Regions from separate parts of the Homo sapiens genome. Here region 2 is linked to region 1. A link is a loop called in an ENCODE intact Hi-C map of the cell type or tissue named here. Cell type or tissue: heart left ventricle. All regions are shown on one strand. Links, peaks and the distances in the headings refer to the core of each region. The heading gives the core; the rest is flanking DNA.

Evidence for each region. Hi-C counts contacts between places; a loop is a spot of excess contacts. Peaks named below come from ENCODE experiments on the same cell type or tissue, not always from the same donor. Only the 100,000 strongest peaks of a DNase experiment are listed, where the experiment ranks them.
Region 2: it touches region 1 in a loop (2.7-fold over the local background); 31 of 110 quality-filtered maps call a loop at or near these places.

Annotation. Positions count from the first base shown.
Region 1 is chr12:108,876,656-108,893,024 of GRCh38, reverse strand. DAO (D-amino acid oxidase) reads right to left here and starts at 12,933. Exons shown (of 11, transcript NM_001917.5): 1 at 12,801-12,933; 2 at 7,825-8,027; 3 at 5,461-5,575; 4 at 3,480-3,556; 5 at 2,752-2,817; 6 at 1-43. The coding sequence starts at 8,018. RefSeq lists a silencer at 2,525-2,725 and an enhancer at 12,556-13,173. In heart left ventricle, for the core only: a CTCF peak has its summit at 8,422 (motif pointing left); a DNase peak (open chromatin) is centred at 8,334.
Region 2 is chr12:109,078,702-109,095,070 of GRCh38, reverse strand. USP30 (ubiquitin specific peptidase 30) reads right to left here. Exons shown (of 13, transcript NM_032663.5): 8 at 13,678-13,737; 9 at 13,052-13,138; 10 at 12,328-12,408; 11 at 12,009-12,228; 12 at 9,998-10,118; 13 at 7,048-9,404. The coding sequence ends at 9,140. It overlaps ALKBH2 (alkB homolog 2, alpha-ketoglutarate dependent dioxygenase), which reads left to right and starts at 1,599. Exons shown (of 4, transcript NM_001145374.2): 1 at 1,599-1,824; 2 at 2,134-2,564; 3 at 4,864-5,062; 4 at 6,559-6,882. The coding sequence starts at 2,285. The coding sequence ends at 6,865. In heart left ventricle, for the core only: no CTCF peak of the experiment used is centred there; a DNase peak (open chromatin) is centred at 9,222.

The DNA.
Region 1 (16,369 bases), core at 7,209-9,708:
CTCCACTTTCCGCTGGAAGAACTTCACTCCCCTCTCAGTTAACCTGGGATGATCAAACACATCAAAAAGCCCAGTATTCAGCTATCTGCCCCATCCCACCAAGAGGGTGGCACAGGGACCTTTCCCAAACAACCTTCTGCGGACGTTAGTTGCACAGGATGCTGCTTGAGAAGATGGCTGTGTCATCAAATCAGCTCATGAGCACCTACTGGACTGGTGGTCCACAAAATCTCCTTTGAGAAACCAGAGATGGTCCAAGCCCCTTGTTGGGCAGATGGAGTGGGGGAAGGGCCTTGCTGAAGGCCATAGAGTGAGTCAATGATGGAGTTGGAACTCAAACCCAGGCCTCTTAGCCCCCAGCACTTCCTATGACCACCACATTGCTTTGTAACAGCAAAGGCGATGAGATTCAGAGTAGAGAAGGGGAGAGTTGTACCAGTGCCAAATTCCCCTTTGTCAGAAGCCGGGCATGAGGAGGGAGGTGGGCTGAGGACATCCACCCTCCTTTTAAACATCCCATAGGAAAAACATCTATCACGATTAGAAATACACTAGAAACAGCGAGGCGCGGTGGCTCACGCCTGTAATCCCAGTACTTTGGGAGGCCGAGGTGGGCGGATCACGAGGTCAGGAGATTGAGACCATCCTGGCTAAGACGGTGAAACCCCGTCTCTACTAACAATACAAAAAAAAAATTAGCCAGACGTGGTGGCAGGCGCCTGTATTCCAAGCTACTCGGGAGGCTGAGGCAGGAGAAAGGCATGAACCCAGGAGGCGGAGCTTGCAGTGAGCCGAGATTGCGCCACTGCTCTCCAGCCTGGGTGACAGAGCAAGACTCTGTCTCAAAAAAAAAAAAAAAAAAAAAGAAGAAAGAAAGAAATACACTAGAAACATCCAAAGAACAGGAAATAAGCCAAAAAGAAGGTGAAGCATACCCTTGGAACTATCTCATTTCCATCATTTCCTCAAGATAGAAAAACATCTTGAGGGCATGTTTTTCCTGGAAAAGACTGGACAAGGGTCATGTGTCCCCAGGTTAGGAGAAATAGCCATGTCTTAGTACAATGATTCCCAAACATGGCTGATAATTAGAATCGCCAGGAAGCTTCTTAAAATGCAAATTTTTGCTAGGCCTGTTTGCTCACGCCTGTAATCCCAGCACTTTGGGAGGCTGAGGCAGGAAGATTGCTTGAGCCCAGGGGTTTGAGACCAGCCTGGGCAACATAGTGAGACCCTATCTCTACAAAAATATTTAAAAATTAGATAGGCATTGTGGCACATGCATGTGGTCCCAGCTACTTTGGAGGCTGAGGTGGGAGCATCACTTGAGCCCAGGAAGTTGAGGCTGCTGTGAGTTGTGTTCATACCACTACATCCCACTCCAGCCTGGGTGACAAAGTAAGATTTTGTCTCAAAAAAATGAAAAAAAGCAAATTTATGAACCTTATCCCAGAAGTTCTAATTCAGCAGGTATAGAGTGGGGTCCTAAAATCTACATTTAAAAAAAATCTTCTGAGGTCATCTGATAAAAGCCACTATATATTCCATATTTTTTTAATCTTTTTTTTTTTTTTTGAGACAGGGTCTCGCCCTGTCACCCAGGCTGGAGTGCAGTGGCATGATCACAGCTCACTGCAGCCTCTCCTTCCCGGGATAAAGCCATCCTCCCACCTCAGCCTCCTAAGTAGCTGTGACTACAGGCATGCACCATTATACCTGGCTGATTTTTGAATTTTTCTGTAGAGACAGGGTTTTGCCATGTTGCCCAGGCTGGTCTTGAACTCCTGGGCTCAAGTGATCTGCCCACCTCGGCCTCTCAATGTGCTAGGATTACAGGTATGAACCACCATGCCTGGCCTAAAAATCTTTAAAAAACAGTAATATATAAAAAATGTATGGAATCAGGCTGGGCGTGGTGGCTGACACCTGTAATCCCAGCATTTTGGGAGGCCGAGGCGGGCAGATTACGAGGTCAGGAGATTGAGACCATCCTGGCTAACATGGTGAAAACCCATCTCTACTAAAAATACAAAAAATTAGCCAGGTGTGGTGGTGGCAGGCACCTGTAGTCGCAGCTACTCAGGAGGCTGAGGCAGGAGAATGACATGAACCCAGGAGGCAGAGCTTGCAGTGAGCCAAGATCGCACCACTGCACTCCAGCCTGGGTGACAGAGCGAGACTCCATCTCACACACACAAAAAAGGTATGGAATCTCCCTTAATATGAATGTATGTGAATATAAATACCAATGTATCTCTCAAGTGAGTGTTTGCTAATTTAGAACACTGCAAGATTCCTATTAACATGAGGAACAAGTCAAAGCCATCCACTATCATCTGTATGAGTAACATTGTTCTAGAGGTATTGGCCAAAGCAGTTAGAGAAGAAAAAAAAAGAGAGAGGGAGATAAAAATAAAAGGCAGCTTATGTTTTGCAGATGATGTAAATGTATCTGGAAACCTTAAAAGAATACATCTAAAACTATTACACAAACATTAGGGATTTGAAAGAGGTTGTTAATGGACATCATGTGTAAACAGCTGCCCAGGTGGTTCTGATGCTCAGCTAGGCTCAGGATCCATTGCCTCTGTGCCCAGCGGTGATCAGGACCAAGGATAGCTCCCACACCAGGCCTAAGGGTATTCTTCAAACCTGGGGGTTAGTCCATGCTGAGGGAAGCCCACGAACCATCTTCCACTACAACTTGGTCTCTGGGAGGTACCTCCCTCAAAGTGAAGCTTAAAATCTCACCTTTCAGTCAGCCACTGTAGATAGTTCTTTCCCTCCAGAATTAGGCTTGTGTGGAACCAGCCATAGCTAGAGTCACAGTAAGCAAAAGGTGGAAATAAAGGTAAAAATCAGAGCTATATTTGAAGGCTGTGAAATGGAGGTGGGAGCAATGTTGTTCTGTGGGCCCAAAGGGTAGTGCCAGGACCACTACGTGAAGTTCAAGGGGGGACGTGGTTTTGAGCTCAATGCAAGGAAAATTTTTCTATCAGAAAAGGCCATATCTGACATTGGAAAATGCAAGTGGAGATTGAATGTGCATTCGTAGAGGGGATTCAGGTGTGGTGTGGGGTGGGGTGAGGAGAAGACCAGAGAGGCATCAGGCTGTAGAGAAAAGAAAGGAGGGGTGTGGGGTCATACAGACTGGTTGGAATCCCAGTTTGGCCACTTGGCTGTGTGACCTTAGGAAGTCACTTAGCCTCTCTGAAACTCAGTATCTTCATCTACAAAACAATATGGTGATATGGAGCTTCTGGGCTTGAGATCTGTGATTTCATACCCCCTACCTTCCCAGCCCAAGGCCAGGTTTGAGTGGGTAGCCTCTCTGAAGGAGCTGGACCAAGGACCAGGAGACCAGGGTACCAGGGCCTGGGTAGGACAGGAAATCTGGTGCCTCTACCCTCTGCTGCCTTCTGGACAGGTCTGCTAACTCGTCAGGCCCCAGTCCCCTTTGCCTGTGACAATAAACTCACCCGTAATCTGGGAACATATCCAGCTCTCTGGGGGTCAGCTTCCGAAATCCCAGAACTGTGTCCTTCCAGGAAGGGTCCTGAAGAGGAAGGACAAAGGGGGCACTGGGTGGGATGGAAGTCAATAATAATGATAATGGGCCAGGCGAGGTGGCTCACACCTGTAATCCCAGCACTTTGGGAAGCTGAGATGGGTGGATCACCTGAGGTCAGGAGCTCCAGACCAGTCTGGCCAACATGGTGAAACCCTGTTTATACTAAATAATAATACAAAAATTAGCAAGATATGGTGGTGCATGCCTGTAATCCTAGATACTCAGGAGATTGAGGCAGGAGAATTGCTTGAATCTGGGAGCTGGAGGTTGCAGTAAGCCGAAATTGTGCCGCTGCACTCCAGCCTGGGCCACAGAGCGAGACTTCATCTCAAAAAAAAAAAAAATGATAATGACAGAGACTTATGTAATGCTAAGTGCATATAAGGCACTGTTCCAAGCATTTTCTTATACTGGTCCATTTAATCTTCACAAGAAGCCATTGGGGTGGATGCTATTCTTTCCCCAGTTTACAGATGGACCAATTGAGGCTTAGAAAGATTAAATAACTTGTCTAAGATTACACAGCTAATAAATGGTGGTGTTGGGATTTTAACCCATACAGCTTAGTTCCAGAGTTCATGTTCTTAACCCCTATTTATGGTAAGGGTAAGAGTAAGACCGAGGGTGAGTTATAGGGGAAAAGTCAGAAATAGGGGAGAGAAAGCAGAAACAGTGAGAGTCCCCGGGGATGAGAGAAAGCAACAGAGCATAGTGTCAGACAACAGAGCATAGTGTCAGAGACCCCAGCCTCATCACTTGCTACTTGAATTCTCTGAGACTCAGTTTCCTTGTCTGTATCATGGAGTTAATAATCACTCTTGGCCGGGTGCAGTGGTTCACGCCTGTAATCCCAGCACTTTGGGAGGCCAAGGCAGGCAGATCACTTGAGGTCAGGAGTTCGAGACCAGCCCGGCCGTCATAGTGAAACCCCATCTCTTAAAAATACAAAAATTAGCCAGGCGTGGTAGTGCGCACCTGTAATCCCAATTACTCAGGAGGCTGAGACAGGAGAATGGCTTGAACCCAGGAAGCAGAGGTTGCAGTGAGCCGAGATCATGCCAATGCACTCCAGCCTGGGCAATACAGTGAGACCCTGTCTCAAAAAAAAAAAAATACTCTTGGTCCCATGAAAGGTAACAGATAATGTGGATAAAGCCCTTAGCACAGTGCCAAAGGTTGAATGAACCTTGAGAGCTGGCACGGGGCTCTGGGCACAGCGCCAGACCACCCTCTCCAAGGAGCCTGAGCAAACCGTCCCAGGGCTGTGCTGTTCCTGTTAGCACACTGGACACCATGGAGTCACAGATGGCCTGGGTTCAAATCCCAGCTCTGCCACTGGCGAGCTCTGTGGCCTTGGGCAAGTTACTCCATTTCTTGGAGCCTCCGTTTTCTCATTTATTAAGTGAGGATAAGGACAGCCCTTACCTCCCGGTTATAAAGAGAATTAAATTAGTCGCTAGCTGTAAATTAGTTAGGACTGGACCTGGCACATAATAAATGCTTTGGCAGTTTTTGCTTTGATGAGTATTTTATTCCTTCTTGATAAAAAGCCTTGGGACCTTCAGGGGCACTTGAAACCTTTTGGCTTCAGCACCAAGTGCCCGTCACTGCAGAACATGTTTGTATTTTAGCCATGCTAATCAAAGGCTAGTTTCCCCTGGGCATCAGAAGATTCTTTGTCCTCTGCCAATTTAACAGCAAAATGTAAAACAAAAATAATTTTCAAAGCAAAAATAGAATTTAAACCAAACCTGTTTTGAACCCAGGAGTCTGTTGCCTACGAGACTCAAAGCACCCCGCCCTCATCTGTGATTAAGGCTCTGCTGCACCCACCCTCACTACCCCAGCCCTGGGTGCTCATCCCTCATGGTCAAGAACTGTTCACCCACCGGAATGGCTTCATGGAAGAGGTTGTAGCCCGAGATTAGGAACAGGCCCAGGTTTTCAGCGTTGGGAGAATGGACATGGCTCAGGAGATAGTCAAAGGTCTGTTGGCTCCAGTCCCTGGAAGGGTCATGAAGAGTTCGATCACCCAATGCCCTGAGCTGGGCAAAAAACCTTAGGTCAGCTGGCATGGGGCTGTGGCATGATCAGGAGCTTGGGGTGTGTCCAAAACCCAGAAATCCACCACGTTCACTCCTGCAACTCCCCAAATGCCTTGGGTCTTCTCCCTCCTAAATTTTCCAATATTTCCCCATTAATAGAATAAAGAAGAGAGGGAATGAAGGATGCCCCATCATAACCATATGGAGTGCACCTCCAGCATGGGATTACATGGCTGATGAGTTTCAGTGAAGTCCTTGACCTGGCTTTGGGGATTATGAGCCACACTGTTCAGTCTGGCTGCAAGCACCCCTCCTTGTAAACACTGGTGGCAGACATCGACTTGCCGCTCCTACAACTTTTCCTCCTCCCCCTGGGCACACAGCTCACCTACATTTCCTAGACCCTCTCGCAGCTAAATGTGACTGTGTGACTTGTTTCTGGCCAAGGGACTCTAAAGACTCTGCACGTGTGGTCCTGCATGATCCTTCTGCAGTCACCAGCCCATGTGAATGGTGACATTGAGGTGACCTCAAAAGCACGTGGAAAAACGGCAGAGCCATTAGATGGAAGGAGCCTGGGCCCCGAATCACTGCCCACTGATCAGAATCATTGGTTTTTTACAGCTGTGTGAATTAAAATTCTGGCTGGTTGCAGTGGCTCATGCCTATAATCCCAGCTCTTCAGGAGGCTGAGGCAGGAGGGTCACTTGAGGTCAGGAGTTTGAGACAAGCCTGGGTAACATAGGAAGACCCTGGCTCTACAAAAAATAAAGAAAATTATCCAGGCATGATAGCATGCATGTGTGTCCTCGCTACTTGGGAGGCTGAGGTGGGAGGATCACTTGAGCCCAGGAGGTCAAGGCTGCAATGAGCTATGATCATGTCACTGCACTTCAGCCTGGGTGACAGGATGCCTCTTAAAAATTTTTTTTTAATCTGTTTGAGCTGCTATTCATTGGGTGTTCCATTTGCTGAACCATCTGGCAGTTTCTAAACTACCATAATGACCTTTGCAATTTATTTGATAAATCTGTGCATCCATCCACCCACTTAGATGTTCACCCACTTAGAAGTTTTCTAGATTCAGCTGGGTGCAAGGGCTCACACCTGTAATCCCAGCACTTTGGGAGGCCAAGGAGGGCAGATCACTTGAGCCCAGGAGTTCAAGACCAGCCCGGGTAACATAGTGAGACCCTATCTCTATTTAAAAAGATAAAATTTGGCAAGGCATGATGGCTCATGCCTGTAATTCCAGCACTTTGGGAGGCCAAGGAGGGCAGATCACTTGAGCCCAGGAGTTCAAGACCAGCCCGGGCAACATAGTGAGACCCTATCTCTATTTAAAAAGATAAAATTTGGCAAGGCATGATGGCTCATGCCTGTAATCCCAGCACTTTGGGAGGTCAAGGTGGGCAGATCACTTGAGGTCAGGAGTTCGAGACCAGTCTGGCCAACATGAAACTCCATCTCTACTAAAAATACAAAAATTAGCCAGGCGTGGTGGCAGATGCCTGTAATCCCAGTTACTTGGGAAGCTGAGGCAGGAGAATCGCTTGAACCTGGGAGGCAGAGGATGCAGTGAGCCAGGATCACGCCATTGCACTCCAGTCTGGGCGACAAGAGTGAAACACAATCTCAAAAAATAAATAAAAATGTATAAATTAAAACAGAGGAAGTTTTCCAGATTCACCAATCATGTGGTATTGACAGGCACCCAGTTTAGGGAAGACGAGACAAAGCCTCCTAGTATCTGGCACAGAGCAAGGGGCTTAATATTTATGAATCTTTTCTTTATTTTTTTCTTTTTGAAACAGAGTCTCACTCTGTCACGAGTGCAGTGGCGGAATCTCAGCTCACTGCCACCTTCACCTCCTAGGCTCAAATGGTTTTCCTGCCTCAGCCTCCCGAGTAGCTGGGATTACAGGTGTGCGCCACCATGCCCGGCTAATTTTTTGTATTTTTGGTAGAGATGGGGTTTCACCACGTTGCCCAGGCTGATCTGGAACTCCTGGCCTCAAGTGATCCTCCCACCTCGACCTCCCAAAGTGCTAGGATTAAAGGCGTGAACCACCACGCCTGGCATTTTCTTTATTTTATGCTAGATCAGAGCTTCCACAAGGGGCTTGCTCTTGGTGATGGGAACCCTGACTCCCTCTGCAGACTTAGGTCCATGGGCACCCCAGGCTACCCTATGTGACCCTCACTCACGCCTCCTGTGGGTTGTTGGGGTCAGAAAGGTAGGGCTGCCAGAGGCCGGCAGCCACGTCGGTGGTGGTGAGTGGGGTGAAGCGGTCCGCGTAGACCTTTATGTCCAGTGGCTGCAGGACTGAGTGGTAGCGCTCATGGATGCAGAGGGCGGTGGACAGCCCGATGACTCCTGCTCCAATCACCACCACACGCATTGCAGCAGCCTGTGGGAAGGAAGGGTTGAGGCACAACATCATCACCATCATCTCCATCATCCTTAGCGCCATTGCCACCATCCACTGAAGGCTTAGAAGGTGCCAGACACCACCAAGCCCTTTTTATATTTGACCTTCCCGATGACCCCTAGGAGGAAGGAATATCATTGTTCCCGTTTTGCAAATGGAAACACTGAGGTATGGAGAAGTGACCGAGACTTGGCCACAGTCACACGGCTGGTGAATGATGCAACTTTCTCTGGGGAGCGTCCCCAGACACCCAGTTTCTGGGCTGGGAATAGAAAAGACCCAGCAGAGGGCACGACCAACTGTAGGCTGGGTAGGCCGGTGGTTAGTGCGATGGGCTCTGGCTTCAGGACTCAGCTCTGCCACCTACTGGCCGTTAACTTTGGGCAAGATGCTTCAACCTCTAATAACCTATGCTTGAGGGGATGGATGGGAAATTGAACAAGATGCCAAACGTAACAAATTTAACAAGCTGCCTGATGCAAAAGAAGTAATATACTGACATTTGTGGAGCACCTACTGTGAGCCAGCTGGCCCCGGCACTAAGTGCTTCACAAGCATCCATTCATCCAAGTCTCCCAACACTGTCATGAGGTAGGGGCTGCTGTTATCAGTCCCGTCTTACAGAGGAGGAAACTGTGGTTCAGAGAGGTGATGTGACTTACCTGAAGTCACACAGCCAGTTAAATGGTACAGCTGTGACTTAATTTCAATTTGAGTAAACTCAACACACGCTTAATGCACACCTACCATGTGCCAGGCTGGCAGCTAGCAAATGCAGCTATGAGCATGACAGACGCAGTGTCTGGCCTCAGAACTTGGTCTTCCAGCACAGAACTCCACCTGCCTTGGGGCACAGGGCTGATTGGGCCCTGAGAAGTTTAGAAGGCCTACCAGCTTTTAACCTTGAAGCTACTTAAGCCCGCACAGCAGGGAAATATTCTGCAGGCTCCTGCTGAGGCAGAACAAGAGAATTATTTGTGCCCAGAAGAGCCAAATTCAACTTTCCCTCATCTTCACTCACAACTCTCCTCCCGCAGACCTCAGCTCCTGGCAACTCGGGCCTGTGGCCCTGGACAGCGGGACATTCTTAATATGGCCTAGTTTTATAAAGGAGGGAAAACGGCTCCAGCCCACAAGAACTGGACTCTGTTGGGGTTTCAGAAGCCAAGTTGGAGATAGAACCAACAAACAGAAAGGTATCGTTCCTCTAGGCAATTCTCCTTCCAGCTTCGAGCCCGAGCTTGGATACTGGGGCTTAGGGGACAGCCCCTCTCAGGGACCCTTGGTCTTCTCTCTTCCCTCTTCCCCCATACTTTGCCTCTGGAGACACAAGCTCTTCATCTGCAAAACAGGGTTAATCCCAATCTCACAGGGTCATTTTAAGGATTAAATAAGAAGTTTAGCAAAAGTTCTTGGTACCACGCCTGGCACAGAGTAGGCCCTCAACACACAGCAGCCTCCTTCCTGTCTCCTAGCATTTTGAAAAATCACATAGAACAAAGACATTGCAGGAACAAAAGGAGAGAGGGAGGACCAGCTGCAGTGGCTTACGCCTGTAATCCCAATACCTCGGGAGGCCGAGGCGGGTGGATCACGAGGTCAGGACTTCAAGACCAGTCTGGCCAAGATGGTGAAACCCCATCTCTACTGAAAACTACAAAAATTAGCCAGGCGCGGTGGCAGGCGCCTGTAATCCCAGCTACTCGGGAGGCTGAGGCAGGAGAATCGCTTGAACCTGGGCAGCAGAGGTTGCAGCGAGTCGAGTTCGCACCACTGCATTCCAGTCTGGGCAACAGAGCGAAATTCTGCCTCAAAAAAAAAAAGAGGAGAAGAGAAAGGCAGAGTCAGACCTGGCTTCACTTCTGCCTTGCTGTGCGACCTTGGCTAAGTTAATTCCCCTCTCTGGGCTTTTTGACTGTCTGCATAATTTCCGGAGAGCTGACCACTCTTTTTCTTTTTTTTAAGAGACAAGGTCTCACTCTGTCACCCAGGCTGGAGTGCAGTGGCACAATCATAGCTCACTGCCACCTCCAATTCCTAGGCTCAAGCAATCCTCCCCCCTCAGCCTCCCAAAGCGCTGGGCTTTCAGGTGTGTGCCACTGCACCCGCCCGCTTGACCATTTTTATATGTTAACAATGAGAAGGCAGAGGAATAAAGGGCTTTCTGTATTTTTCCTAATTCTCCATGAAGAATCTAAGAGACAGTATGGCCCAGGCTGAGAGTCAGACAGACCCAGGTTCGCAGCCTGACTTGGGCACACACCAGCCATGTAACCCTGGGCAAGTTGCTCAACTTGACTGAGTGAGGGTGACCAACCTCCCCAGCTTGCCCAGGGCTGAGGGTCCTCCCAGGATGCAGACTTTCAGACTAAAAGTCAGTGCATCAGAGTCCCAGGCAAACCAGGATGAGTTGGTTAATCCTAATCGAACCTCAGTTTCCTCATCTATAAACTTTATTTTTTCGAGACAGAGTTTCACTCTTGTCGCCCAGGCTGGAGTGCAATGGTACAATCTTGGCTCACTGCAGACTCTGCCTCCCGGGTTCAGGTGATTCTCCTGCCTCAGCCTCCTGAGTAGCTGGGATTACAGGCATGCACCAACATGCCTGGCTAATTTTTGTATTTTTAGTAGAGACAAGGTTTCACCATGTTGGCCAGGCTGGTCTCAAACTTCTGACCTCAGGTGATTTGCTGGCCTCAGACTCTCAAAGTGCTAGGATTACAGGCGTGAGCCACCATGCCCGACCTCATCTATAAACTTTTATGAGAGCTGACAAAGCTCCTTGCCTTATTGTCTCCTCACTGGAATATCAGCTCCTGGACACCCAGGTGGTGAGAGGCAGAGCCCAGGCCAGCCTGACTCATAAGCCTAGGTGCTTAAATGCCATGCTTGCCAGTAAATCACATGGTTTGAAAAATCTGAGAATCAAGCCGGTAAATAGGAACAGCTGAAGCTTCAGAGTCCTGCATTTCAAACATAAAATATAATATAAAATAAGATAAAATAAAATAAAATAAAATGCCTGTAGGAATTTTTAGAGTGTTGGTAGGAATAGAATGGAAAATCAAAAAGGCCGGGCACAGTGGCTCACGTCTTTAATTCCAGCACTTTGGGAGGTCGAGGCTGGCAGATCACTTGAGGTCGGGAGTTCAAGACCAGCCTGGCCAATATGGTGAAACCCTGTCTCTACAAAAATACAAAAAAATTAGCTTGGCATGGTGGTGCACGCCTGAAATTCCAGCTACTCGGGAGGCCGAGGCAGGAGAATCCCTTGAACCTGGGAGGTGGAGATTGCAGTGGGCAGAAATCATGCCATTGCACTCCAGCCCAGGTGACAAGAGTGAAACTCTGTCAAAAAAAAAAAAAAAAAAAAAATTTAAAAGGAAAAAAGTGTGAGTCCTAAGTCAATTATCTTTTTTTAAAAAAATTCAAGATATGAGTCAAAGTTGACACTGATTATAGCAACGTGTGTGTGTGTGTGTGTGTGTGTGTGTGTGTGTGTTTTAAAATACAAAATAAATGCATGAGGTCCTCATGACAAGCCAGAGACAGATTGTCAGATGTGGCAGATCCAGCCTTAGGTAAAATCATTCATGCGTGTAGGTAATGAGCTTTTGGACTTAAACGCACCCAGCTCAGTTATTCGGTTGGACATTTTCGTGTTGTTGCTGATGTTTTTATTAGTGTTGCCGTTCTCCTCTGTTTTACATCATTACTTCAACCCAGCAAGCTTGGAGTATGTATCCCAGAAGATGCAAACAGCTGGGATTATTATATTTGTGTGTGTGTGTGTGTGTGTGTGTGTGTGTGTGTGATTAGAATGTCTGTGTAAGTGTGGAGCAGGAAGGGAACCAATGTATTTTGGTCTCTGCCACTTGCCAGACACCTGTAGATGCAGTACCGACATAATCCTCTCAATCCTCTCAACTGCTCTAGGAAGTAGGGAAGGTTACCGCCCTCATTCTGGAGGCTGGGACTGAGGTTTAGGGAGGAGAAGTCACCCACCCAAGGTTACGCAGTCAGTATGGGACAGCATTCGGACCTAGACCCAGTTCTATCGGCGCTTTCTGCACTGCTCCAAAAAAATATTTAGGCAGTTGGCATGCAGTTGCCACTTGATGCTTTCTGCTTGTCTTTCAGTCTTGCATTTATCTGCCTAGGACCTCCCTTGTCCCCTAGAAGGCAATCTGAGACAGCTGATGCCTTTGATTGCTATGTGCCCATAGCAAAGAATATGAAAGACTTCTTTTTAAAAAAAAAAATCAGTAAGCCAGAGATGAGGCATTTGAATGAACATAATTAGTTCTCCCTGGTTGCACCACACGGCTACTTCTCATGAAGTTATTTGCAGAGTTTATCCTTGAAATGGAACAGAAGCTATAAAAGTTTGAGAACCAGCCTACCAACTCCCCCACCAAAAATAATAATAACTACCATTTGAGTACTTGCTATGTGCCTAGATCTGCTCTAAGCACTTTACATGCACCACCTCTTTTAACACTCAGACTCACGCTGTAAGAGGGGAGTTATGATCCCCATGTTCCAGGTGAAGAAACTGAGGCTTGGGGAGGGAAAAATCACTTACCTATGGTCTCTCTGCTGGATGTTTGAGAGGCTGGATCTCTCCTTTCCTGTCACCTGCCTTAGGCTGTAATGTTGAGCCCTGTCTTTGACATTGGGAGGACATGAAATCCTTTGCCTCTCCCCTCTCCCAACCCCTGTCCCCAGCTCAAAGGTGCATCTGCCACTCACCGGAAGTACCAAACTGCTGGAGAGACCAGACAACTGCAGTGCGGGGACACAGGATGCTATTTCCTGAGGGGAAGCTCCTGATTCTGGAGCGTCTTGTTTCCAGCCCTCTGTCCGCCAGCCCGGACTGGAGTGCAGGGTCAAAGTCTGGAGCTATGGACAGGGCACGGCTTGAGGGGTGGGGCTCGGCACTGCACTGCCCACAGAGACTGGACCCAGGCCCGGCCGGGAGACCTCGCTCCCAGTCCCTGAAAAGTTGCCTGACTTTTCTGGCTGATCTCAAGCCCCTGTGGACAGGCCTTGGGGGAAGGAGGGAGGGCAGGCATTCTTGGAGGGTTGATGAGCACAAGAAGGTCTGTCTCTCTGGCCAGCTGGAGAGGATCCCCTTTCTTCCTTCTTCCTGCTGCCACCCTGGGGGAGGGTCAGGACGTTCCATGGGGCACTGTAGGCCTGGCCTGCGGTGGGGGTGGTCAGCCTGGCAGCCCCTGAGGGGAAAGGAGAGGCACAGGACAGGGGCTCCCTGGGCCAGCCCGATGCCATTCCAGGACGCTGGGGAGATGAGGCCAAGGAGAGACTGGAGGTGACGCCTGTGTGGGCCATGAGGATGCGTGGCTCTTTGCTCCCGTATCCCAGAGACGCAAGCAGCAGGACTCCAGGCCCTTCCTCTGCCAGGGATAAACATGGAGCTGTGATTTTTAGAGCCCAGAGATCTGCAGGCACCTCACTGTACAGATGGGAAGACTGAGGCCTGAGAGAGAGGGACCAACCAGCCCTGAGGGAGGCATTCTTTGGGTCAGCTTTAGCAATCCAGCCTCTAACACCTGCCTTTAGTATCATCAAATAAAAAGACGAAGATGAAATAAGAAAATGCATGCAAAATACTCACTGCATAGTATTTTTTCCTTTTTTAAAAGAGGGTCGGCTGGGCACAGTGCCTCACACCTGTAATTCTGACACTTTGGGAGGCCATGGTGGGTGGATCACCTGAGGTCAGGAGTTCGAGACCAGCCTGGCCAACATGGCGAAACCCCGTCTCTACTAAAATTACAAAAAATCAGCCAGGAGTGGTGGGGTGTGCCTGTAATCCTGGCTACACAGGAGGCTGAGGCAGGAGAATTGCTTGAACCTGGTGGGTGGAGGTAGCAGTGAGCCAAGATGGCACCACTGCACACTCCAGCCTGGGCTACAGAGCGATACTCTGTCTAAAAAAAAAAAAGAAAACAAAAAAAAAGAAAAAGAAAAGATAACAGACAGGGTCAGGCCAGGCGCAGTGGCTCTTGCCTGTAATCGCAGCACTTTGGGAGGCCGAGGTGGATGGATCACTTGAGGTTAGGCGTTTGAGACCAGCCTGGCTAACATGTTGGTGAAACCCTATCTCTACTAAAAATACAAAAATTAGCCGGCCGTGGTGGCACATGTCCGTAATCTCAGCTACTCGGGAGGCTGAGGCAAGAGAATCACTTGAACTGGGAGGCGGAGCTTGCAGTGAACCAAGATCAAGCCACTGCACTCTAGCCTGGGTGACAGAGTGAGACCCAGTCTCAAAAAACAAAAAAAAAAAAAAAAAAAAGAGAGAGAGAGAGAGAGAGGATCTCACTCTGTCACCCAGGCCAGAGTGCAGTGGCGCCTTGAACTCCTGCGCTCAAGCAATCCTTCTGCTTCAGCCTAGCCAGGACTACAGATGCATGCCATAACACCCAGCCAAATTACTTACTTTTTGTAAAGACAGGGTCTTGCTATTTTGCCCAAGCTGGTCTCAAACTCCTGGCCTCAAGCAATCATCCCACCCCGACCTCCCAAAGGGTTGGGATTACAGGCATAAGCCACCACGCTATGACATATTTTTTTTTCTTCAATAATAAAAAATGGATAGGGTGAAACCCACTTTTTACTTTATATCTAACTAGTTTGAATTTTAATACAATAGTCATGTATCACTTATATAACATATGGCCCTTATAAAGTTCCCTGTGTGTTTAATTCATCATGGGAGCACTTGAACATTCATAAAAGTTAGTCCAATATCTTCATGCTCCCCACTGCCATCACAGCAATAATTTACGTTTTGTAAATTGCGGTGTACCAATTCTAAATACCTGGATTTTCTTTTTTTCTTTTTTATTTTTTTCTGAGACAGAGTCTCACTCTGTCGCCCAGGCTGGAGTGCAGTGGTGCCATCTCAACTCACTGCAACATCTGCCTCCCAGATTCAAGCAATTCTCCTGCCTCAGACTCCCGAGTGGCTGGGTTTACAGGCACATACCACCTCACCTGGCTCATTGTTTTTCTATTTTTAGTAGAGACAGGGTTTCACCATGTTGGCCAGGCTGGTCTTGAACTCCTGACCTCAGGTGATCTGCCCACCTTGGCCTCCCAAAGTGGTGGGATTATAGGCGTGAGCCACCGCACCCTGCCTTACCCAGATTTTCTCTTTGAATCTCGAAACAGCCCTGTAAGGCAGGTGCTGTTATTATCATCCCCACTTCAGAGTTGAAATTCAGAAACTTGCTCCAGCATCCACTGAAGTTAAAGATGGCTATCCTAATATCTATCATGCCCACGCCTATATATATACCCAAGATAAATGAAAACACACATCAATCAAAAGGCTTCTGTAAGAATGTTCATAGCCCCTGTTAACTAAAAAAAAAAAAAAAAAAAAAATCACAAATGTGTAAATTCAGAGAGGAGAAGAAATCTTATTTCTTATAAGGGGTTATAGCCCACAAGGTGACCAGTCCATGGCCTGGGAAGTATGCCTCCTACCAAGAACAGAGACGGGCACTTTGAAGGAGGAGGGGTTGGGTTAGGAGCTTTGTGCTGAAGGGGTTGGCTGAATGATATATCCAGCAGGTTACAGGAGAAGCTATGAATATTTATGAAGGTGGCCCCAACACATGTGTATGAACAAATGTGCATGTAACATACAACCCATGTTCACTTTGGGGTGGAGACTTAACATTTAAATGTATTACAATTAGGCCAGCCATGGTGGCTCATGCCTATAATACTAGCACTTTTGGAGTCCAAGGTGGGTGGATCGCTTGAGCCCAGGAGTTTGAGACCAGCTTGGGCAACATGGCGAAACCCCTGTCTCTACAAAAAATACAAAAAGTAGCCGGGCGCAGTTGCGTGCACCTGTAGTCCCAGCTACTTGGGAGGCTGAGGTGGGAGGATTGCTTGAGCCCAGGAGGCAGAGGTTGCAGTGAGTTGTGATCGTGCCACTGCACTCCAGCCTGGGCAACAGAGTAAGACCCTATCTCAATCAATCAATTGATCAATCAATCAATCAATGTATTACAATTAGAACCTACACATCAAAATGTCTTTTCAGGAAATGCAGGCACATGAGGTTGCGGTTTCGTAACCCCACCAGAAGCAGTCCATAGTCAGTGATCTTTTTATTAGGAGAAAGTTACCAAACTCAGTCTCTTGTTCAATCAAAGCTGTAGTTGTTGTTATGACTGGAGGAACAGGGTGTCAGTTGGGTGTCTGTGTGCTAGATGAGTTGTAACTGTTTTAATATTGCTTCTTCTGAGGCCAGTGCTTGTTTCGCTGCTAGAGAAAAAGAA
Region 2 (16,369 bases), core at 8,069-10,568, 200 kb before region 1:
AGCCTGGGAAGTGGAGGTTGCAGTGAGCCGAGATCATGCAACTGCACTCCAGCTTAGGCAGTAGAGCCAGACCTTGTCTCACAAAAAAAAGCGGGGAGGTGGGGGGGCGCATAAATGAATCTTAAAAGCAATATGCTTAAGTGAAAGAAGTCCCACAAAGGCATTTCTCATAGAGGCTGAGAGGTCCGAGGTTGAGGGGCTGCATCTGGTGAAAACCCTCTTGCTGGTGGGGACTCTGTTGAGTCCTGAAGCCGTGTAGGGCATCACATCGCGAGGGGCCTGAGTGTGCTAGCTCAGGTCTCTCTTCTTCCTTTTATAAAGCCACCAGTCCCACTCCCACGGTAACCCATTAACCCATTAACCCCTGAGCCCATTAATCTATTAATTCATTTATGAGGACATTATGACAGAGCTCTCATGTCCCAATCACCTCTTCAAGGCCCCACCTCTCAATACTGCCACACTGAGGATTAAATTTCAACGCGGATTTTGGAGGAACAGATATTCAAACCACGGCAATTCCCTGTATATGAAATTCTGGAAAAGGCAAAACTATAGGGAGAGAAGACAGATCAGTGGTTGCTGATGCTGGGTGATGGGCGAAGTTGATTAAGAGGCTGGAGCAGTTTTATGGAGGGACGGAACTGTCTTAGATCTTGATTGTGGTGGTGATCATACAATATTGTACATTTGTTGAAATCTGTCAAAACAAAGCCTCTGATCTCATGGAGCTTTCGTTCCATTGAGGGGAGACAGAGTAAATAAAAATTAGGAGCCGGTCGTGGTGGCTCACGCCTGTAATCCCAACAATTTGGGAGGCCCAGGTGGGAGGATCACTTGAGCCCAGGAGCTTGAGACCAGCCTGGGCAACATAGCAAGGCCCTATCTCTACTAAAAATAATAAAAAAATTATTTAGGGTGGGGTGGGATGTGCCTGTAGTCCCAGCTACTCCAGAGGCTGAGACGGGAGGATCGCTCTAACCCAGGAGTTCAAGGCTGCAGTGAGCTATGATCATGCCATTGCATTCCAGCTTGGGCAACAGAGTGAGATCCTGTCTCAAAAAAACAAAACAAACAAGAACAACATCAAAAAACAAGAAAACAAAGAAAAACGAGCAATAATGGAACCAACATTTATTTAGAGGACAGAGCATTTCTCATGCATCCTGTCATCTCCTCAGGCGCTCTCATGACATAGGTGCTGTAGTCCGCACTTCACAGATGAGGCAACTTAACCCCAGAGAGGTTAAGTGACCTGTGGGAGGCCACACAGCCAGGGCGGAGGAGACAGAAACAGAATCCACGATATCCGACTGCAGAACTCCTGCTCCCACTCGTGACAATATACTGGTGGCCCAACGCCCTTTCCGGACACCAAAGTAACCCTCACTGAGAAGTGACGCCAAGCCACAGTTCTCACCCCAGCCGTGATTCTCGACAGTGGCCCAACAGGTGATCAACGGGAAAGCGGCAGTGCTTGCCACACACGGGAGGCCAGCAGGTGGCACCAGGGGGCCGCCCGGCTGCTCTCTTTGCGCCCTAGCCTGCCGTAGTTCCCAGCGTGCTCCGGAAGTGACGCGACCGATTCGCTGGGGCGCGTCTTTCCCACCACGAGGCCACCAGGGTGACTGCGGGATTCCGATCTGCGCCGGAGCTGCGATGCTAGAGCACTCTTGCCACCCCCACCCCACGGACGTGTTGCAGTGATATCAGAATTTTGCGTGCGGTTTACCCGTGTTTAACCTCTTTGCGTCTCGCTTCTGAATCGTATCCACTTGAGCATCACTAGACTGATCTATTTTAACACTGGTGGGGGGCAGCGAGGTCAGTTATGGGTCCTTCCTCCTTAAAGGGGTGGACAGTTGACTTTGGGCAAACCTCTTCGCCTCTGTGGGCAACAGTTTCCCCTTCTGCAAAATGAGGGTTTGGATTGTAGTTTCTAAGTTTAGCTGTGGCGTGCGAATTCCCAGGAGGTAGTTCTTTAAAAATTCAGGTGCTCAGGCGTGGAGTGCAGACCTCTGGGTTTTTGCAAGCTAGCCAGCTGATTCTGATGCACAGGTGGACGTGGGAGACCCTGGATCAGATTGTCCCTAGGGTCCCTTCCGGCTTTAACATCTTCTGTTTCCTTTCTAGGACATGGTTTTAAACTTTAAAATGAAAATGTGAAACTAGGAATGTTGCTGTGAGACCCCTTGGACAAACAGATTTTTGCACTGGGGATAGAACTTGAGCAATTTCTGTCTTGGCCTCGCCACTGACGTCCCTTCTTTCCTGTGGGGACAGGATGGACAGATTCCTGGTGAAAGGGGCTCAAGGGGGCCTTTTGAGGAAGCAGGAGGAGCAAGAGCCAACTGGAGAAGAGCCAGCTGTGTTGGGAGGAGACAAAGAAAGCACAAGGAAGAGGCCCAGGAGAGAGGCCCCAGGGAATGGAGGCCACTCAGCAGGCCCTAGCTGGCGGCACATTCGGGCTGAGGGCCTGGACTGCAGTTACACAGTCCTGTTTGGCAAAGCTGAGGCAGATGAGATTTTCCAAGAGTTGGAGAAAGAAGTAGAATATTTTACAGGTAAGCAGAGGGGTGTGTGTGTGTGTGTGTGTGCATTGAGGGCTTGTTTGGTGCAATTAATGATCGTATGTTTGGAGAAATCTGAACTCAGGATCCATTATTTACTGATGGGTTCACTAATGGATTCATCCAATATTCTCTGAGCACCTCTGGGCTAAGCCCCTTAGGTGCTTGGGACATAAACTTGAAAGAAACTGGATTGCCTGTCTACTAGGAGCTGACAGATGACTCGAGTGAATCTCTCCTTGGCTACTGATGAGTATCTTCTGGGAAAGTTTACAAAACAAAGTAAAAAAACGTGCTGGGTTCTACTGCAGAGCACTTCAATCAGAATCGCTCCGAGTGCAGGCTGACCACTTGTTTGTTTAAAAAGCTTCCAGGTGATTCTCATGGGCAGTCAGGGTTTGAGAATCACTGGTCTCATAGGAGAGATGGCAAATAACCAGGTAATTTCTCCACACCAGTGGTTCTCAGCATCACCTGGTGGACTTGCTGTTGGCAGGACTTGGATTGCTGGACCCTACCCCTGTGGTTTAGTTTAGTTTCTAAGGAGAGTCCAGGTGCTGCTGGTCTGGGGAGCACATGTTGAGAACCACACCTCTATCCTGTAATGAGGACACAAGGATCTGGCAGAGAGGCATAGAAAAGCCCACAGGAAGCTAGGCGTGGTGGCTCGCGCCTGTAATCCCAGCACTTTGGGAGCCCGAGACGGGCGAATCACTTGAGGTCAGGAGTTCGAGACCAGCTTGGCCAATATGGTGAAACCCTATCTCTACTAAAATACAACAACAACAACAAAAAATGAGCTGTGCGTAGTGGTGCATGCCTGTAGTCCCAGCTACTTGAGAGGCTGAGGCAGGACAATCACTTGAAACCGGGAGGCAGAGGTTGCAGTGAGCCGAGATCGCACCACTGCACTCCAGCCTGGGCAACAGAGTGAGACTGTGTCTCAAAACAAAACAAAACAAAAAACGAAAGCCCACAGGCCAGGCACGGTGGTACACACCTGTAATCCCAGCTACTCTGGAGGCTGAGGCAGGAGGATCACTTGAGGCCAGGAGTTCAAGTCCAGCCTGGGCAACATAGTGAGACCCCCTCGTCACTTTATTCTTTTATGCTTTGAGACAGGGTCTCGCTCTGTCACCTAGGCTGGAGGGCAGGGGCACGATCTTGGCTCACTGCAGCCTCGTCCGCCTGGGCTCAAGTGATTCTCCCACCTCAGCATCCTAAGTAACTGGGACCACAGATGTACACCACCAAGCCTGGATAATTTTTAAATTATCTGTAGGTCTCACTGTGTTACCCAGGCTGTTAATTGAACTCCTGGCCTTGAGTGATCCTCGCCTTGGCCTCCCAAAGTGCTGGGATTGCAAGCATGAGCCAGCGCGCCTGGCTCACCATCTCTTTAAAAAAAGAAATGCCCACAAGAGACCCCAGCAGTGTGAGCCCCATCTTTCATGGGGTCACATGCCCTTAGTCCCTACAGTTGACAAGCTATCCTAGCCTGTAAACTAACTTTATCGTGTTCCAATTTCAGCCTCTTTATTCTGCCCTTACTGTAGTTAAGGCAGTTAAGTTACAGTGTTCACTAAAAAAATGGCCCAGGACCATGTTTCTCTCCTTGTAGAACAAGAGTCACTGTTCTTACATGAACATTTGGGGCAGTTGGCTTGGTGCAGTGGTGCACACCTATAATCCCAGACTTTGGGAGACTGAGGTGGGCGGACCACTTGAGCCCAGGAGTTCAAGACCAGTCTAGGCAACATGATAAAACCCTGTGTCTTACAAAAAAATACAAAAAAAGTTAGCCGGGCATGGTGGCATGCCCCTGTGGTCCCAGCTACTCAGGAGGCTGAGGCAGGAGGGCTGCTGGAGCCCTGGAGGTGGAGGTTGCAGTGAGCTTACAAAAAAGTTAGCCAGGCATGGTGGCACGCCCCTGTGGTCCCAGCTATTCAGGAGGCTGATGCGGGAGGATTGCTGGAGCACGGGAGGTGGAGGTTGAAGTGCGCTGAGATTGTGCTACTGTACTCCAGCCTGGGTGACACAGGGAGACCCTGTCTCAAAGAAAACAAAACAAAAAGAAAATTTGGGGCAAGCCAAAATGATGATTGAAGAGGGGTTTAAATTGCATGGAATGACGGGGAAATGTTATTCCTTACTTCCCTTTCAATCTTGAATACCCAGGGAGCATGTATGTGGGGCACTGGATTTCTGGTGATGGCAGTGCGGGTTGGGGGGGGCATCTGGATTTCTAGATGGGGGTCAGGTAGAAAGGAACTGCCATGTTTCCTCTGCACAGGAGCACTGGCCAGAGTCCAGGTATTCGGGAAGTGGCACAGTGTGCCCAGGAAGCAGGCAACGTATGGCGACGCTGGGCTGACCTACACATTTTCAGGCCTCACGCTGTCTCCAAAGCCCTGGATCCCAGTTCTAGAGCGCATCCGGGATCACGTCTCTGGGGTGACTGGACAGACCTTCAACTTTGTGCTCATCAACAGGTGACACCCTGTTTAGTGGACTCAATGTTACAAGTCTTCTGTCTCCTCCAAAAGGAAGTGTTTAGGGTTCCACCCTATTTGGTTCATTGGTACAAATCATTTCTTAGTACACTGGGGCTCTAAGAGTGGAATAGCGCCAGCACTCGGTCTTCCTGGATCCTGGAGCTCATCCCGGAGTAGGAAGTGAGAGGTGATTAACTCCTGAACAAACAGCTGAATGAGATAATTTCTTCTTCTCTTTTTCTTTCTTTTTTTTTTTTGAGACAGGGTTTTTCTATGTTGCCCAGGCTTGGTCTCAAACTGCTAGGCTCAAGCGATCCTCCCACCTCAGCCTCCCAAAGTGCTGGGATTACAGGCGTGAACGACTATGCCTGACCCTAGACGATTTCAGACAGTGATAACCATCTTGCAAAAAATTAAACAGGCCGATTTGACTGAGAATGGCTGAGAGGTTTGCGATTAGGGCAAGGTTTCTCAACGGCAGCACTGCAGACATTTTGGGCCCAGTCATTCGTTGTTGTTGGGGCTGACCTGTGCCTTGCAGGATGTTGAGCAGATCCCTGGCCTCCATCCACTAGATTGCAAGTAGTGTCCCCCACCCCCCAATACCTGTCCCCTGGGGCAGAATCACCCTGGTGGAGAACCCTGGGTGGGTTTAAGGGAAGGTCACTTCAGATGGGGTGGTTAGAGGAGGGCTGAGGCAGTGCGTTTGAGCTGATAACTAAATGGAGAGTGCCAGCCACAGACATCTGGAGGGAGAGCAGAGGGACTCTGGAGTGTCTGTGAAGCAAAAATGCTGCAGGATGGCCGGAAAGCAGTGAATGAGGGAAAGAAGGGGATGGCATGAGCTCAGCAGTGGGCAGGGGCCGGGCTATGCAGAGTATGGCCTTTGAGTGCAGGGCAAAATCATGTGATAAAGGTTTACATAGACTGGCCAGGGGAACTACAGTAAGACGTGATTTTGGCTTTGGGTGTCTTCAGTTTTAAAGCACATGAACTGGCCGGACGTGGTGACTCATGCCTGTAATCCCAACACTTTGGGAGGCCAAGGAGAGTGAATTGCTTGAGCCCGAGTTTGAGACCAGCCTGGGTAACATGGTGAAACTGTTTCTGCAAAAGAAAAGAAATTAGCTAGGTGGGGTGGTGCATACCTATAGTCCCAGCTACTTGGGAGGCTGAAGTGGGAGAATCACTTGAGCCCAGGAGGCCGAGGCTGCAGTGAGCTATGATTGTGCCACTGCACTTCAGCCTGGGTGACAGAGCGAGACCCTCTCAAAAATAATAATAAATAAGTCACATGAACAAATACGTCAACAGACCTCTTCAGCGTTGGCTTATCTTAGAGCCCACTGTGGACCTCAAGCCCTCGCAGAAACAACGGCAGGTACAGCCATGCAGAGTGCTGTTTCACACTGTGAGGAAAACGAGGGCTGGCGGTGCTGGTGAGTTTCAGGAGAGGGTTGTTTTTATGCACTGTGTTTGTTTTCTCATTGCAGGTATAAAGATGGCTGTGACCACATCGGGGAGCACCGAGATGATGAAAGAGAACTGGCCCCTGGGAGCCCCATTGCCTCTGTCTCCTTCGGTGCCTGCAGAGACTTTGTCTTCCGGCATAAGGATTCCCGTGGGAAAAGCCCCTCCAGGAGGGTGGCGGTGGTCAGGCTGCCGCTGGCCCACGGGAGCTTACTAATGATGAACCACCCGACCAACACGCACTGGTACCACAGTCTTCCCGTGAGAAAGAAGGTTCTGGCTCCACGGGTGAATCTGACTTTTCGTAAAATTTTGCTTACTAAAAAATAAAAACATTTTTAACAGTTTTTCTCTTTTCTCTTTCCCTCTCGACTCTAAGAGGGAGCTGGCATTTCCCTTACCAACAGGGAACACAGAAAGGTTTAAAGCGTAGGGCTTGTTATGTAACAATGCAGAATTCAGAAAGATGATGTTTGTAACAGATCAGTGTATTACAAAAGAACACCAGGTGATTTTTTTCTAACAAAATGATTATTTTATTGCTATAATACACAGCAGATACAAAAGTACCTTTAGCAAATACATAAATCAGCAGTTATTATGGCAAAACTACTAGTTTAACTTAGGTTTTTCCCAAAAGAAGCTACTTACTTTGAAAATAAAACTAGAAATCAGATTATTGGGCTGCTACTTAATGCATAATAATTTACAAAATGAAGAAGTCAGGTTAAAAGGCTTTGCACAGCTATTGTTCACATTTACAGCCTTGGCTCAAACCCTGGTCTCTGACCAAAGAAAGATCTGCTTATAACCATATATTCCAAGGCTCAGCCCCTTTTCTCTATCTTTCTTTGATGGTAGATTTCAGAGTAAGCAGTGGCAGAACAGCAATTACTTAAAGCTACAGCTTTGCAGTACACTTTAAGGTCACATGATTGGGCATTTGTTCCACCAGACTTGGGTAAAACAAGTGTGTTCATTTCAACATCAAAGTCAAGGTCTGCATCGGGTGAGTGCAGGACGGACCGTACAGTTCAAGCTGCCCCTTGCACCCTGACGCCCAGAGCCTGGAGAGCCTGCACAGAATATTCTGTTGAGAGTGAGTTACTGAGTCCTCAGGGTGCAGCCTGGGCCCAGCAGAAGAGTGATCACCTGGGCTTCCTGCACTGTGAGCTGCTGCCAAGGCACTGTTTGGTGTGTCTGCCAGCTCACCCCCAGCAGAGGAAGTGCGGTCTTAGCCTTACCTCAGATGACCTTTTGGAAAGGTCTGATTCCAAATCTTACCTCTGATGAGTCGGTTTGAATTTGGTATCCATTTTTCTAAATTAAAAATATAGCTTAAAACATAGGTACTACTGTGTCATCAAAATTCCTTTGGCCCTGGGCTGCATTCAGAGACTTACCTGAAAAGGGAAGAAAGTGCTCAATATATACTTTTTGTATTAGGCTATTGGAAATGAATAAATTCAGAATATGGACCTAGAGCAACATGACAATACTAGATGCCAGCTGTAGTTATATGTTTTTTAAAAAGTCAAAAGCTGCTTTCTCCTTTTCGTGAAAAGGGCTGAACTTTGGTGGTCATCAAATCTAACCCTTCACTTCACAAATGAGGAAACTGAGGTTCAGAGAGACTGCAGCCCCATAGTCAGCCCTTCCTTCCTAAGCCAGGTGTCAACTCAGGGCAGGGATTATTTTTTTATACAGCCCCAAGCTCCCACCTGTAAACCTTAAGAGCTCTGCATGGGCAATAAATAAACAGATGAAAGTAACCGTCCACAGTGGATCCTTGTGTAAGAAAAAGTTTTCCACAGAGCAGAGGAATCAGGTGTTGCAAAGATCCAGCTCAGTTCTGGCTATTCACAGAGTTTTATAATACAGTGTAATTACATCTCAGTCCAATATACAAAAGATAAAAGCAACAAGTAAGCTCTTCACTTATAACTGACAAAGTAGTGAAAGAGTTTCCCCAGGGGGCAGATTTGGCAGATGAGCCTTTACTCCATAGAAAGAATTGAAAGATTAGAAAAGGCATAGAAAAAGGAAGGTGTTCTTTAGGCATCATTTACCTGTTCTCTTGCTATCCTTTGAGTAGCCTGGAAGGAATATTTCACAATGGACGTGCTACAAAAGCAATCGAAAGTGAAAGGCACTTTTTCTTCTAAATTGTTGCCTTTAATAATTTCATTAATTCTTGTCAACAATTTTTATGGGCCTGCTTATTAAAAATAAAAGATCTAAGTGGAAACGTTGATTAGACAAAGGTACCTCCCCTCTGAGAACACCTAACATTACAATATGAAAACGGTGGCTTCAAGAATCTGAGTTCTTTTAATTACCTGTATCAGATGAGTAAAAAGACACTCCGGACATAATGAATGCTTTCTTAACACAACAGAACCACCTACACACATGAACAGGACTGTTCAGGGAGCCTGGTTTGGTGTGAACTGGGGCTGGCTCCCAGGTGGAGCCTGCTCTTAGAACACACCAGAAGGCTGGAAGGCTCTAGTGGGGCCGCTTGCACACGCAACAGTACAGTTTTACTTTTTTCCTGGACAGTGCAGACAGTGCCATCAGCTCTAGCCTTGCAGGAGGGCACAGTCATTCTTCAGACTTGCACTCCTGGCTCTGGTGCTGCATCCTGGAAAGGACGCGCTCGTAGAACAGCAGGTAGGCGCTGGAGGACAGGACCTCCTGCAGGCTGGCCTTGCGGACAGTGTCATCGGAGACCCACAGCCACTGATTGCTAGTTGAGAGAGGGTTCCTGGCAGAAGGTGGGGACCGTCGGTAAGTGACAAAGTGTCCAGAGTGCATGTCTCCATGGTGGACGACAACTGCCATCAGCCGGAAGAGGTATGTGGAGGAGCTGAATGATACGAACACATGTCAGGGGTTTACAATTTTAACAAAAAGACTTTATAGGCAAAAACAAAAGAATGCTAATGTTAAATAGGGGATGAATACAATGGTAAGTCCATACCACCAAATGCTACACAACTATTAAAATACAGATCTGTATTTACTGGCATGGCAAGATGTACATTCTATGAGTATATGTATATTGTGTATATGTGGATGTTTGTATCAATGAGTGTATGTGTTTATGTACACTATATGTATGTGTGATGTACAACTTTATAGAGTGCATGACCCTAAGTGTTTAATTGGCTATCTCTAGATGGTATCCCAAGAAATTTTAAATTTTCTTTATATTTTATACATACACACATATATACACACATACATATGCATATGTAAATTTTATGTACTTTAAAAATTTTTAATTTAAAAGTTATTTCCATTTTGGACAAAAATAAATAGGAATGTGTAATCGTGAAACTTCACCTTAAAATGAAAAATAAACATCTATATTTTCCTTAATTCATTTCTGTGAAAAGCTAATTTTAGAAGCTAAGAGCAGTGGTAGCTCTAAGATGGGGCTTGTAAAGGGTGGCTCACCTGTAGTCGGGAACAACTGGGAGAGGGAAGGGCATCGGCGCTGACAGCGTTGGCAATAAAGATGGGGAGCAGGCGCCATTCATAAAAATCTGTGTTTTGGGGGCCCCTGGCTGATTCAGAACTGCAAGAGAAAAAGGCCCGAGTCAATGAAAATTAGCAGTGGCTCTGTAAACAAAACCTGGTTTTGATTACCTTGAAAGTTAACTCCCCATAATGCTACAAAGAAAAAAATCTATTTCATTTGGTATTATATAGATTCATAAAATAATCTGCCCTTTATCCTTAATCTCAAATAGGGATAATCTGTCTTAATCCCAAATAGGAAAAGTGTATCTAGCTCCAGCTTTACGGCTAGCCTGGGATCTTTGAGCTTCCTAGCCCTGTTTGCTAATGCCATGTATCAAAGTTAATCAGTAGCTAATTTACTGGCTTTTGACCTAAACCAAGGTTTCTCAACAGCAGCACCATGATGGTTTTGGCTGGATCATTCTTTGTTGCGGGGGCTGTCCTGTGCATTAGAGGATGTTGAACAGCATCCCTGGCCTCTACCCACTAGACACCAGTAGCACCCCTCCCCCAGTAGTGATAACCAAAAATGTTACCAGACACTGCCCAATGTCCCTTGGGAGGCAAAACTCCTCCAAGTTGAGAACCACTGATCTAAGCATTCTATTTGCTTTAATTCTGTCAGCTTCTAAGGAATACCAACGTGTAATAGCATTCATACATGTTTATGGGTAGACAACATAATTAAGGCCATATTTACATGTCTTTTCCTTTCAAGTGTCATTTTTGGGGGCTGTTATGTACCAAGTAGTTTCCTGATGACATTTTTTGTGTGTGTTTTAGACAGGATCTTGCTCTGTTGCCCAGGCTGGAGCACAGTGGTGTGATCACAGCTCACTGCAGCCTCAAACATCTGGGTTCAGGCAATCCTCCCACCTCAATCTCCCAAAGTGCTGGGATTGCAGGTGTGAGCCACCACGAGTGGCCCTACTGCTGGCATCTTTAACCACAGCCAGCATGCTCTCAACATTAGTAAACCTGCACCCCAGCCCAGGAGATGGGGAAGCTGGGGTGCAGAGGTCTTTGATTTAAAACCAGGGCCAAGGACTGAACCAGAGTCTGTCCCCTACCTCATCTCTTTTCGATGTTAATCTAGTGACTTGATGAGAAAGAGGAAAACACAATCTCCCTGACATGATGAGGTGTCGGGCCATGCAACTGTGGTCATAAAAAGAACAAAAGGAGTAAGGGACCCTAAATAGGAAAGTATGGGGTGTGAGACAATCCTGACCTAACTGGGGGCAGCAGACAGGTGGTGAGTTCAGGCTGTGAGCCCTTCAAGTGAGTGGGTTTTCCTCATGTCTAACTCTAAAGAACTCAGTGTGTCACATGAGACACCTTTAGAAAATGGCCCAACATGGCATTCTAGGGCCAGTTCTCCTGTGTGGTGTTTGCCCTTGGACCAATCATTCAACCCCGTGGAGCCTCCATGTTCTTATCAGTAAGACCGGCGATAATAGCTACCCGGCTTAAATGAGACCTCAGCTGAGGGCAGTAATGGAATCAGATACATAATTCAGTACAGAAGGCATTTCAACCCCCAGAAGAGGCTCAGTGATCTTTAGCCAGGACATGTCCTCCCTACATTTCCTCTACTGACAGGAAATGACATGACCGAAAAAAGAAATTCACTGGAATGATGTGAGCCAATGATTATATCATTTAGCGGAAAAATTAGAAGGCAAAGCTGCAATTTTAAGCGTTTCTCTCTGTACTTTTTCATCTGTAATATGGTTTCAAAAACGATACATCTCACTGCTACATAATTTTAACCTCTTCTAAGAAATCTTCCCTCTTCCACCCCCAATCCTGCTGTTCTCAAGAGTTTAAGCACCATTGTACAAGCCTTGTGCTCCTGTCATAAGGGACCCAGAAGGTGGTGATGCCAAACTGCTTTTCTCTGTGCTGAAAATTCCTGCTGCATCGGCTCCTCGCGCGCACACACCTGGTGTGGGGGCTCCCGGCCCATCCTGCAGCTCCAGTGTAGGCCCTGGGTTCTTGTTCAGTTTAGGGTTGTGTTGACTAGGTTTATGTCCAAGGAGGTGGTACTTGTAAATGTCCATCATCAGGAACTCATTGAACTGCACGTGCTCATGCCGCTTCAGAGGCGTGCCGTGGCTGGACCAGCTCAGCCGCTGTAGGTGGATGCAGAGACACTGAGGGAGCTGCGGGTGGAAGAGAAATCGGGAGAACCGAGTTGTTTCAGGGGCAGGATACACGGAGTCCTCAAAACAAAGCCAACAGGGTGTGTAGTGTGGGCTCACCTTCCCTAGTTTTAACTGTTTAACAAAAGTGGTCCTCTGGTGTTCCACCTTTTCCCCGTTCAACGTTCCCTTGGCTTCAATCTGAAATAAAAGGAACATTTCTCTGCAGCAATGCCTAAAATAGGACAGCTTTGGAGTGCTGCAGACCACAGTGGTGTTATAGCGGCACACAATTGGCACTTGACTGCTACCTGCTGAAATGAACCCAGCTGCCCAGTTATTTGTGAATTGTTTTCCCTGATCCCTCTTAGTCATTAAATAACAGAAACAGTGGAGGGAAGAGAATGTGAAGAGCGAACACTGATGCTCTGACACTGGCATGTCATCTATTAATTGTTCTCTGTCTTCAAAAATTCTGTTCCATACAGTTCCTCTTGAGTCAGAGGGGAAAACTCAAGTTACTTAGGGGAGTCAGGCAGGTAGCACAGGTTAAAAGGAAGGGTGTAAAACAAATGGGATTGGAGGCAACTGCAGCAAACTGGAGAGGGCATTTCTCATCTCAGCGTGACAGTTTATTCTTTAAACACTGTGCATGAAACAAAACTCATCTGGGAAAGAGATTTGGTCCATGAGCTGCCAATGTCCAAACCAAATTAGGGAGAAGTAGAAGTGGCTGAAAAGACCCACTGGATACAGTCAGAAGAGCTCAGGGTCACTGGTGTGAGAGGCGCTACATCAGCACACACAGGCCAGCTGGCGATGACATTTGGGGTTCAATGCATACCTTTGTACAGTTGTCACACACAACATCCCGCACTGATTCTGATGAGATGAAGTGGTGAAGGCAGTGGTCCAGGGTCAATGGGTGACCCTACAGCATGAGAAGAAGAAAATTACTACAATTCAAAGGACAGCTATACTGAAACTGTTAGCAGATGGCAGTGTGAAGACCAGAGCTTTATTTTGATGTATGCAGGCAATAAAGTTTTATAGTCACAACTGGATGTTTCCTGGACAAACATGGGGCTCAAAGCACCCTAGACTGCTACTACGGACAGATTCTAGAGCATGAGGATGTAACTGCACGAACTTGTGGACTTCCACGCTGTTTTAGGTATCTTTCAATCTGAGGTTAATGTCTGTGTGTGTGTGTGTGTGTGTGTGTGTGTGTGTGTGTGTGCGCGCATGCGTGCGTGTGTATTCAAAAAGCCAAAATTTCTGGAGCAAAAGAAAAACGATTCATTTTCCTCTCTCCCATAATCATGCCACCATATGAAAGTTAAGAGAGGGTTCAACCAACCATGTATCTGAATTACACATAGTGCCTGAGCCACATAAAATGCCTCAAAGCCCTTTCAGATTGAAATGTTTCTGAAACAGACTCCAAATAAACCATAAATCAGTACATACCCATGTGGCGGCTGGAATACTTAGTGAAAGGCTATCAAAGGTATCAAATCGAACAGGACTCTGAAAGAAATATTGCAGAAAATCCAGAAACGATTTAGGCTTAGTTCAAAGTTTTAAAGATGCAAGATATGTGACTATGAAACAGTTTAATATTGAGATGCCCAACATTAACACAGTAAAATATAATGTACTTAGAATAAAATTCTATTAAAACATATTAAAACAACCTTGTACACATAAGAGGTACAATAATACTAAAGAATCGCTTGGAACAACTGAAAGATTAAATATCTGACCCAGCAATAATTTTGGGATTTTTAAGGAAATAACCATGGGCATAACTACAAGAATATTCATCAACATTATTTGTAATAGCAAAAATTTGAATACAGTCAGCATCACTTAACAATGGGGATACAGTCTGAGAAATGCATCCTTAGGTGATGTCATCATTGTGTAAACATCGCAGAGCGCGCTTACAAGAACCTAGATGGTGCAGCCTACTACACACCTAGGCTATACTGTCTAGCTACTACTCCTAGGCTACCAACCTGTATAACATGTTACCGTACTGAATGCTGTAAGCAACTGTAACACAGTGGGCAGTACTTGTGTATCTAAAAACAGAAAAGGTACCGTACCAATAAAGTATTATAATCTTACGGGACCACCATCATATATGTGGTTTGTCATTGACCAAAACATCATTATATAGCACATGACTGTAGTTGGAAGTTCTAGCAAATGGTTTAATAAATTATATGGCATGTCCACAGAATGAAACACTATGTTAAACAAAATGTAGAAGAACATATGATCATGTGGAAAGATGTTCATGTTAGATTATTCATTGCAAAAAAGGAGACGATGAAGTAGGGTGAGAGAGTTCCTGCTTTTGGTGATGGCAGAGGTGCTTGGGTAGATTGGCCCTCCTTGAGATAACAATTGTAAAGTTTGCAACAAAACAAAACCGTTTGAATGAACGGAGAGCTACCAAAAGCAGGCAGAAATGGAAAAGAAGTCAACTGTTGGAAAAACAGAACTCTGTGGGCGAGATTTGTGTGTTTGTGGCTTTTTTTCCTGGTTGATGTGGTGCTGGGTGGCGAAAAGCAGCATCCTACAGGATTGAGTGGTCAGACGACAGAGTTCAAGAATCAGGGCTGGTGGAGAGACCAGGGGAAATGCCAGGAAGAAAGGAGACACAGAGGGGATGAGCCCCAAAGTTTATACCTAAACTCTGTTCAATTCCAGGGCTGATCCCTGAACCACACGTGCACAGGGGGAAACTCCAGGGAGCCTGGCAAAAAGTAGCAGCTGGAAGCTAAAAAAACTGAGCAGAGATTTTGCTGCCCAATGTAGGGGAGACAGAGTTGAGTTTGAGCCCAGCCAGGTTAACTGCAGGCCAGAAGAAAATTAATTTTTCTTCATAGATATGTAACAGAATCCCTACTCTCTATGTCTCTATTATGATGTTAAGCATACAATAAAAAATTACCAAACATAAAATACAAAGAAGTCAGCACACGAGGACCTCACAGATGTATCATAAATATGCTCAAGGATGTAAAGGAAAATATACAGTGACAGTGAATGAACAAATTGAGAATCTCAGAACAATGGAAACTATTAAAAAGAAGGCAATGGAAATTCTATAACTAAAAACAACAGTGATTACGATGAAAAATTTGTTGCATAGGCAAACAGAGATTGGAGATGAAAAAAGAATCAGGCCAGGTATGGTGGCTCACACCTGTAATCCCAACACTTTGGGAGGCTGAAGTGTAAGGATCACTTGAGCCCAGGAGTTCAGGACCAACCTGAGCAACACAGTGAGACCCTGTCTCTACAAAAAATAAAAAAAAATTAGCTGGGTGTGGTGGCACACACCTGTAGTCCCAGCTGCTCAGGGGGCTAAGGTGGGAGGATAACTTGAGCCTGGGAGGTTGAGGCTGCAGTGAGCTATGATCACATTATTGCAATCCAGCCTCGGTGACAGAGCTAAGACCCCTGTCACAAAAAAAAAAAAAAAAAAAAAAAAAAAAGAAAAAAAAAAAGAAAAAGAAAAGAAAAAAAGAGAAAAAAGAATCAGTGAACGTGAAGATAAGTCAATAGAAATGATCTAATTTAAAGAACACACAGAAGAAAGATTGAAGAAAATTGAACAAGACCTCAGTGACCTGTGGGCCAACATTAAGTAAAATAACAAGTGAAAAATGGGCATAAAATCTTTGTTGAAAAAATAACAGCCAAGAATTTTCAAACTTGGTTAAAAAAAGTACAAATTTAAGAAACTCAGCAAACCCCAAACAAGATAAATAAGATAAATACTAAGAAAACCACATCTATGCGCAGCATGAACAAAAATAAAGAGAAAATTTTGTAAGCAGTGTAAGCAGAAGAAAAACAAATGACAATTTACATAGACAAGAATGATATAAATGACACTAACTGAGAAAATGGAGGCCAGAAGACAATAGAACAATGTCCTTAAAGTGATGAATTTAAAATAAACCAAAGCAAAACCACGGCAACACTGTCAACCCAAAGTTCTATATCCAGCAGTAGTATTCTTCAAAAATGAAGGCAAGACAAAAACATTTTCATATACATGAAATCTAAGTGTATCTGTCAGCAGTACACCTATAACAAATGTTAAAAGGAAGTTTTTAGGCCAAAAGGGAAAAAACATCAA